Regions from separate parts of the Homo sapiens genome. Here region 1 is linked to region 2. A link is an interaction called in ENCODE POLR2A ChIA-PET data of the cell type or tissue named here. Cell type or tissue: MCF 10A. All regions are shown on one strand. Region 1 has its middle 71 kb from the start of LINC01724. Region 2 overlaps KCNT2 (potassium sodium-activated channel subfamily T member 2).

Region 1 (5,000 bases), 140 kb before region 2:
TACAAGAAAAAAACAAACAACCCCATCAAAAAGTGGGCAAAGGATATGAACAGACACTTCTCAAAAGAAGACATTTATGCAGCCAAAAGACACATAAAAATGCTCATCATCACTGGCCATCAGAGAAATGCAAATCAAAACCACAATGAGATACCATCTCACACCAATTAGAATGGCAATCATTAAAAAGTCAGGAAACAACAGGTGCTAGAGAGGATGTGGAGAAATAGGAACACTTTTACACTGTTGGTGGGACTGTAAACTAGTTCAACCATTGTGGAAGTCAGTGCGGCGATTCCTCAGGGATCTAGAACTAGAAATACCATTTGACCCAGTCATCCCATTACTGGGTATATACCCAAAGGACTATAAATCATGCTGCTATAAAGACACATGCACACGTATGTTTATTGTGGCATTATCCACAATAGCAAAGACTTGGAACCAACCCAAATGTCCAACAATGATAGACTGGATTAAGAAAATGTGGAACATATACACCATGGAATACTATGCAGCCATAAAAAAGGATGAGTTCATGTCCTTTGTAGGGACATATATGAAATTGGAAATCATCATTCTCAGTAAACTATCGCAAGGACAAAAAACCAAACACCGCATGTTCTCACTCATAGATGGGAAGTGAACAATGAGAACACATGGACACAGGAAGGGGAATATCACACTCTGGGGACTGTTTTGGGATGGGGGGAGTGGGGAGGGATAGCATTAGGAGATATACCTAATGCTAAATGACGAGTTAATGGGTGCAGCACGCCAGCATGGCACATGTATACATATGTAACTAACCTGCGCATTGTGCACAAGTACCCTAAAACTTAAAGTATAATAATAAAAATAAATAAATAAATAAAATAAAATAAAATAAATGAAGTCTTAGTTTGATTATGTCACATTTAGCCTGAACAACTCCATTTTTGTTTTGTTTGGTTTGGTTTGTTGGGGCCTAGTGCGTGAGCTCAGTCCAAAACAATGGCCTCTAATAATTTCGTTTTAAAAATTTCCCACTTTTTGGCCAGGTTCTCACTTAGGTAAGAGTTTTACTAAAACTTAGGGCCTTAGCATCACTCTCAGTTACCATCATTTTGGGTTTCCGGTCTCAGCATGCCATTCATAGGTTACAGAGTCCCCATGGTCACACATTTCTTTCAGCTCTTATCATTCCAATTGAAGAGAGACCATTTGACATTCTAGAGATGGTTGCATGCAAACATTTATAACCCTTGAGAGAATGCAGCACAATAGGGAGACTAATTTTATGACTCTGTGGAGGATAATACCAAGAGGGTAGAGTATGCTTCTTACCCAGGGTCCCCATAAACCAAACCACCTACAATCAAATAGATCAAAGAATGAGCTAGATAAAGAGTCTATTCACTTAACTAAGCAGTCTCTTATCTATATTAGGCTCTCATCTTTTACCTATCAAAGTATAAGTTTATCCATGGTCATCCACGGATATACATTTGGTCATCTGATGGGTTGTTTAAACATTTTGTAAAGGGAGTTCACTCAAATGTTATTTCCAAAGCATGTTTTCTGGTTGTATAAAAGCTCTCCCATGGAGGAGGCCTGATATTATAACACTAAGTTATTATGCCACAGTGTATTTTCACCACTAAAGAAAGCTTTTTATGGTTCACAGAGATATGATTCACAGAGGATAATCAATCCCTTCACAATCTAGAAGCTTAGATTTTTTTCCCGGGAATATGGGACCAAATATTGGTTATAAACTACTTTAGCAATTTATGCCACCACACCAATATATTCAATTAGGATCATTTTATCTTTTCCATGATGAGTCATGGAATGCAGAACTTTTAATAATAAAAGCTTTATGTACTCAGGAAGGACAAGGTGGCCATCCTGGTTCTCCATGAGTCCATGTTTAATTAACATTAGACTTCTATACTCTTGAATATCAGTTGTTTCTCCAAATTTGGTGCATAGCACTGATAACTGATGGGTTATCATCGGTAATTTGACTTGGACAATGGAATTTTTATTTCATGGGAACCACAGGCAAAAGCCTTTCAATTTTGCAAGTTGCTGCCCATGGGGTTGCATGCGGGGGGTAACCCAATTAACATTTTTCATTCTGGCCAGAGCAAAATTCATGACATTAGCCACTCTGCTTAGCACCCAACGTTGAACTGGCAAAGGTCAAACTTGTCCTTGGTTGGGCCCTGCGATCTTTAATCCATTTTTAACCAAGAGGGACTTTATTGAGGGGAGGGCCTCTAACCCAATTCCATCTTTTATTCAGGTAAAATGTACCCCATTACCTATCCGAAGTCGGCCAATTGGTGCTGCAGTGTATTTCCTTTGGAGTAGGATAATAATTAAGCTGAAAGATTGGCAGCTTTAATTTTTGGGAGCCCTCATTTTTAAATGCACTTGAATGCATTGTTGTTTATTCAGAATGTTTCACCATAAGTTACTTTTAGTAAGATTTTGCCATTTCGGTAACACTTTGTTTTTTCCTGTGCCTAATGTATAAGCCAGAAGGGACTCAGTTTTTCAGATATGAAGAATCCCATTTTTACCTAATATTGGCTTTGCTTTCAGGTTCCCTTGATTAACCTGCCCAATGATTTTTCCTGCCTAAGTGCACAAGTAAAATGAAACAAAGGTGTAGAATACAAAAATCCCCACAAATTTTTTAAAGCCAAATTTTACACCCCTACAATATTACCATTTGCTACCAGTTTCTTTCTGACCCAGTCAGATGTAAGAGGCCTCTAACTGGATCCAAGCTGGTTAATTACTAAATCAAATCCATTCCTGGACCCAATCCAGTTTCTGTTGCAACTTCCAAACCCAGTTTGGATCAAAAATTTGCTCTAAGAAACTCAGAGAGCTCAAAACACAAATAGGTGGAGCCCCAAAATCTGAGAGAGAACTTACCCATGATCTCCAGGCACTCTGAGAGATCGGTGGACACAAGTGGGTTCTGCAGATACCTTGCTTGTTCACTCAGTACTCCCGGGGGTTGTCAGAAGCTCTACTTTGCACCCCACTTCTGACATCATCTGTTAAAAGAGAAACTTGGCTGAATTAATTTAAAGAAGTTAAATTGAGCAATGAATGATTCACGAATTGGGCAGCCCCTGAATCATAGCAGATTCAGAGAGATGCCAGGAGTGCCTTGTGGTCAAAAAAAGTAAAGTGATGTACAGAAATCAGAAGTGAGGTACAGTAACAGCTGGATTGGTTACAGGTCGGCATTGGCCTTATCTGAGCATAGTTTGAACACTCACAAGTGTATGACGGGTTGAAGGATGGCTGTTGGGATTGACCAAGACTCAGTGATTGCTACAGGAGCATACTCCTATATTCAATCCTCTCTACCTATTAAGTTAGGTTGCACTTCATCCACAAGGACTGGAATATAGAAGTACAGAATCCTTCCCAGGTCATATTTAGCTTTCTTTAACAGTGGATATTAGATCCACTGATATTGGATAATTTATCTTCACATCTTAAATTAACTTATGCATATCTAGCTTTACATTCTGTAAAAATCCAGTACAATAACTACATGAGTAAGAAAGCTTTTTATTGATCATTTTTACCGTAGGATATCTCAAGTTTTCACAAGCCTATTAGACACCACAGAGCATTTCTTTTTCAAATTTAAATTCTTGATCACACTTTAGATTATAAATTAAACCTCAGTAAATTCAAAATATATTTTTCTTACAGTGCATAACACTTACAATTTACAAATCTCTTTCACATACCAAGATCACTGAAGACAGAACAGAAACAGTCATTATAGGTTTCAAAAATAGGTATACTTATATGTATTCACAGATACACACATACACACATTTTACACAATATTCTAGGCAGAGGATACAATTATCATTAAAATACACAATAATTTCTGTCAATCTAATGGAAAAAGAGACATTAAACAAATGGGTACAATGTAATGACAGTCTGGGCAGCTATAACAAAATTCTGTAAACTGGGTGGTTTATAAACCAAAGAAATTTATTTCTCACAGTTCTGAAGCCTGAGAGGTTCAAGATCAAGCCACCAGCAGGTTACATATATGGTGAGGACCTGCTTTCTGCCTCATAGACGGTGCCTTTTCACTGTCTTCACATGATAGAAGGGACTAGCTAGTGTTCTGCAGTCTTTTACAAAGGCAGTAATCCCAATCAAGAGGTCTCCACTCTGATAACCTAGTCACCTCCCAAAGGCCTTACTTCCTAATATCATCACCTTATGAGTGAGAATTTCAACATATGATTTTCATGGGGAGGACACAAACATTCAGCCCATAGCAGTGGCTATATCATACAGATGGTGACAGTATAACTGGTATTGTGAGTAAGTATAATTGGTGTTGCATTGTAGATAAGGAGAATAAGAAGGGATTCTGAATAAGGGACATTGATGCTGAGACCTAATGTATTTAAACTTGGTAATCAACAGAGTGAAATTTTTATATATGTATTATTTCATTATAGAAGCAAATTTAATTGCCTTAGGAAAGAATGTGGAGTAAGGAGGATAGCAAGGACTGAATAGAAAGGAACGCTCCATGTAAGGCATAAAATGAAGGCATGGCAAGAGACATAGGGACCAAGTCAGGGAAGAAGGCATATGATGTTGTAGAAAACAAGAAGAGTCAAAATAATGCCAAAATCTATTCAGAGTTCATGTAAAATGAGAACTGAAAAGTTTCCAATTGGGATTATATTATCAGAAGAAGTTGGTAAAAATTATGAGAACATCACAACCTGCAGAATAACTTATGTTATGAAAACTCTGGGAAGACTTTATTGATGTCATTTCTAATGTAATCCTCATTACATTTCCTTAATTTTATTTCTATTTATTTAGAGGGTTTTTTTCCCCTTGAACTATTTCCCTTTAATTTTAATTCAGCTTTGCCATTGTTTTGAAAAAATATCTCTTCTTTAACATATATACTTTCATCTGGCATAAAATTGTTCTATTAT
Region 2 (5,000 bases):
ACCTGTGAAGGTGCAAGGGCATCTACTTATAGATAGATGGAAACAATATTCATAATTGTTTGGAAGAATAAAAATCCATGTAACCCTCAGCCAACAGTAACTATAGAAAATGCTACTGATTATTTAAATATTGGAAATAGAGATCAGTTTTCTAATCCTAAAAATCTCCTTGCACCCAGAATACAAATATGGAAAGATAATTAAATACTGTGTTAGCTGTCATACCAGTAAATATTACTGATTAAAAAAAAACCTTGATTGGAAGATTTACCATATCATTCATGGAACATTATTTGATAGGGCTGCCATAACAAAGTAATATCGACTGGGTGTTTTAAACAATATAGATTTATTGCCTTACAGTCATGGAGGCAAGAAGTCTGAAATAAAGATGTTGTCAAGATTGGTTCCTTCTGAGGACTGTAAATGAAAGATCTGTTCCAGGCCTTTCTCCTTGGCTTATGGAAGACTATCTTCTGTTTCCCTTCACATTGCCTTCCTTTAATGTGTGTCTGTCTGTATATCTAAATTCACCCTTTTAATAAAAATGTCAGTGAGCCATAAATTAGAACCCACACTATGGTCTCCTTTGAAGTTGACTGCCTCTCTCTAAAGACCACATCTGTAAGAGTTAGGACCCCAGCACAACTTTTTTTTTTTTGGATGGGGCATGAGATTCAACCCACGAGACTATAAAAGACTAAAAAGTTTCTACATTTTTAAATTTTTAAGTTTCTGAAATTAACTTTAACATAATATGGTAACAAGTGGATCAAAGAATTTTCCACAGCTTTATAACATTCAAACTATTTATTTTAATCCCACTTCCTCCAGCCTTCCTATCCCTGAATAATTTGGAAATATGTTGATGTATTGAGTTTCTTTTTTCTTCATGGGAAAAATCTAAAAGACATAAGGACAAATGCAAATCTTAAAAAAAAAAAAAATACCCTGATGACAAAAGTCCCTTCCCTTTTCCTTGGAGCATTTTCTTTAGAAAACTTGTAATTGTAAATCCTTTCTCTGTCAAAAACTTGTAACTGGAAATCCTTTCTCTGTCCCTGAGATGGATGCAAATCTCTGAAAAGCTGAATAAACCTCTAGCCAGTTTTGCATTCCAGGAATGTTTTTCTTGTGGGCCTTGGGGTATCTTTTTGAAATGTGAACATCAAGGAGGAAGGCAACTTGTGTCTCTCTCTTTGGGAGTTTAGCCTAGATACCTGGTATTAAATTGTGCCTTCTTGCCTGCTGCAAAAATATTAAGTTTTATTTTTCCTTTGGATAAAGAGATATATGTAATTGACTGGCATATATACCTCATATTTTTCTTCTTTTTCCCTAATGCAATAAGCACACAAGCATGTCAATACAAATGCTCACAAATACTGAAATTACCTTCCACAATTATGACCTTGCTACGTCAACTGACTCGTCAACAACTAGAATGCACAGAATGAAATATTTATTAGTGACAATATCAACAAATATAAAATGTATCGTTATGCTTTTAGTACCATTTATTTGAGTACTAATTATATGTCAAATGCAGGGCTAAGTGTTTTGCATAGATTATGTGCTGTAATCTTTATAATGACCCTACTATTTAAAATAGCTCCTACCACTATTTTCCACATAAGAATCCCAAGGCTACGAAATAATTTATCCAGTTTCCATTTCTCAAAAGCAGTGGTGAATTGGACCAATCTGACTACAGATCCTGGCTTCTTCATCACAAGTGATTCTACCTCACTTCCCATGAAGGAGGCTGTACTACTACATCATGCCAGCACGGATTCCTGCTGGTTTTCTGATTATTTGGTTTGCTTTCAAGTCTGAGTCAATTTAGCCCTGCTTGCCATCTTTTTTTATGTTGCTAAAGCAACGTGGCATAGTGGAAATTTTCTGTCCTGAATATTAATAGCCTTACATATGCCTTGCTGAATTGAACTGGTAGCTGTATAATCTTGGGAGAGGTATCTATCTAGTCTCAAACTCAGTTTCCACATCTGGAAGCAGGGCACAACAACAATTTCCCTGTGGCCATAAAAAAGCAGGGTAAGGCTCTATAAACATCACGTGTGTGACTAGCTTTGGATAAATCAATAGATGAGGGTACAGACACAACCTTACTCAACAATATGTTTCCCAGGAATTAGGACAGCATCTGGTCTGTCATAATTGGTAATTAAAAGAAATAACTAACCAAAAAATATAAGGCATCATTTTCTCTACCTCTTATATTGTTATAAGAAATGAAAACAGCCTAGATTTAACTATTTATTTATTTTTAGAAATGGGATCTCACTATGCCACCCAGGCTGGAGTGCACTGCCATGATCATAGCTCACTGCAGCGTCGAAATTTTGGGCTCAAGGAATCCTCCTGTCTCAGCTTCCCAGGTCACTCTGATTATAGGCACGAGCCGCCACACCCAGGTTAACACATTTTACATGTATAAGACTGGGTCTTTTTTTTCCTTTCACATCTAATTCTCTCAGTACACTACTATTTAGTAGTAAGTAAAAGCTGAGTGCAAAAACCATCTACACCCACACTCAGCCTGTATACTGAAAATGGAAACCAAATCTTTCTGACCATATAACATTACTTTGCAATTCCATTGTCTCTATTAGCATTATCCGGATCTCTTCCCAATCCCAGTCAAGTCCCTGTTTTGAAATATCATCATTAAATTAAATTCCAGTTCTCAGTATATTTTGACCTTGTTTTCCTCCCTCTGAGACCTTGCCAAACTTCTACTGGGGAGGTAGTCTCCCCTACCTAGGTAAGCAATAAACTTAGCTTTATGTCAGGTTGTATTGGTGACATCTGGGAAGCCAGCATTTTCATGACATAGCAAGTAAGTGAGTATACACATTTCTGTTGCATTTAATTCTTTCACAAATCATGTGTTTAATACTTAATAATAATAGAACAAAATATCTCCATCATATTTACCTGTGATATAAATCGTTCAAATCTGTCAATTCACATTTTTAAAAAAATTATCAATTAGAATTTCATCTCCCAAATAAAAATTCAAAACAGCATTTTAGTTTTACTATCTCATGGCATTTTTTTTATATATTTACAGAGTTAATTTCTGAATAAAGATGGTTAAATCTAATTTACTTGATAATGTGGGGTCTTACCTTTTCCAGTTTTGAAAGAGCAAGAGAGTAACAGTCTTTGGCTCTGAATTGCATGAATCTCATGTTGGCGGGGTGAGTTAGCTCTGTGATAATACTGAGACTGGAAAACAACCTACATTTCAAAAGAACATTTGCATTACACTAACAATCCAATATGGTATTTTTTATAACAACATATTTATGAGTGAGTGATTCCTAGCCTTGGGCATAAAACTATATCCAATTACAACAGCAGGCAGTGCCACATAAAATCTTCTATACAATGCAGGAAAAATGAAACACTATTTCCCGAAGAATATTTTAACAGACATTTTAGCACAATAAGAAAAATAAATTCAGTAATTTGGCTTTTTTTAGACATTTTCTCTTTACAATTATGGAACAACATAGAAGAAACTCATAAAGCTGATTTAAGAAGTTACAAGGTTACTTTGTGGATGGTATTGAAACAGAAATCTATAAAGATAAATAAGCTGATTGGCAAAAATTTCACATAATGAGCTTCTTGTCTACTATGTGAGCTCTTTCATGTCCTATGGCTCCTTATTCTCATAGTGGGCAATTTTTAAATGTCAAATCTTGCTACAACAAACTTCTGAGATGAGGAAATAATTTATGTAAAACTTCATTGTAATTAATTGGGGCCAAGGCTAAAGCATTGATAGTGTTCCCCAAAAGTATCCTGAAATTTTTTTTCACAGGTCCCATGGCTTCATATTAGCTTTCTTCCCATTTGACACTCTCTCAAATATATACCAAAATGAGCACACATACGTACACGCTCACACAAGATTTCTTTCCCCCAGAGAAAAGGGGCAGGATGATACCACAATAAATACTTTTTATTTTTGCTGTTGTTCATGATCTGATCCTTACCTGATATCTATGCATCCCTGGTAGCTTTCCTTGTTAAATATTTTGGTATTCTCTGTGGCAGCCACTTCTGTGATAATCACCTTTGTTTTTCATATGATATGTCTTTAAACTAAGTTATGACCACTTAAAATTCCCATCACTAGGTTGAACTCATCCCTTGAACTCAGGGACTAAAACTGACTGCAAATATGCAGAATATAAACAGCCTGTTTGTGTGGCTCAGGAACAAATCAGCTCCTTCTGCTCTCAATTTATGAATTTATGAATTTATGCTCATTCAGTCATGAGGGTGCTGTTACTTCCATGTGCCCGAGTGCTTGATGTGGTACATGCTTCTTTTAAGATGGGAGCCCTGTCCTTGAGCTCCAGCATTACAGACGAGTTTTTACCTTTCCTCAGGTCCAACTCTGGAAGGTTGATGGATGATTTGCCAGGAATGCTCCCTCCTGCTGGGGAGAGTGTGCCCACCCTACTGCTCTGCAGCAAGCAGGGCCTTTCTTAGCCTTCAGACCAGGCTTCTCTGATTATCTGCCTCTCAGGTGTGTTTACATTGGGCTTTAGTCACCATTCAGGTTAAGACACTAACACATTCTTAAGAAGAGTTTTGGTTTTTTTTTGTTTGCTTGCTTTTTTTTTTTTAGAGTTGTCTGTAAAACCTAACACGCCCTCTTGGCCATTAGCACAAATGGACTAACATTGGGCCTTACCTAATCAAGGCCTTTGAGAGCTAGGATATCATTGGGTATTTTGTGAAATCTTTTAATAAAATTCACAAATTATAAGTATATACGTATTTTTCTAGGGGTAATAAATTGTGGCTGACTAAACAATCCTAGTTCTTAATCTTCGTTTTGGTAATAAATACTACTGTAGTTATTGATTCAGGTAAATTGTAGTAATTGTTATTAAAATAATATCAGGAAAACAACAACCACGATATAATTTCTTTTGCTGACTTTTAATGTTAAAAAT

What was found. Peaks named below come from ENCODE experiments on the same cell type or tissue, not always from the same donor. Only the 100,000 strongest peaks of a DNase experiment are listed, where the experiment ranks them.
Region 1: POLR2A ChIA-PET joins it to region 2 with 5 read pairs; 2 of 35 experiments call an interaction of 5 or more read pairs at or near these places.

Annotation. Positions count from the first base shown.
Region 1 is chr1:196,157,439-196,162,438 of GRCh38, forward strand. No RefSeq gene overlaps it. Among named protein-coding and RNA genes, the nearest start is that of LINC01724, 71 kb to the left of the region's middle. In MCF 10A, no CTCF peak of the experiment used is centred here; DNase peaks (open chromatin) are centred at 2,833 and 3,123.
Region 2 is chr1:196,302,082-196,307,081 of GRCh38, forward strand. KCNT2 (potassium sodium-activated channel subfamily T member 2) reads right to left here. Exons shown (of 28, transcript NM_198503.5): 22 at 3,153-3,264. Among named protein-coding and RNA genes, the nearest start is that of LINC01724, 220 kb to the left of the region's middle. In MCF 10A, no CTCF peak of the experiment used is centred here; no DNase peak of the experiment used is centred here.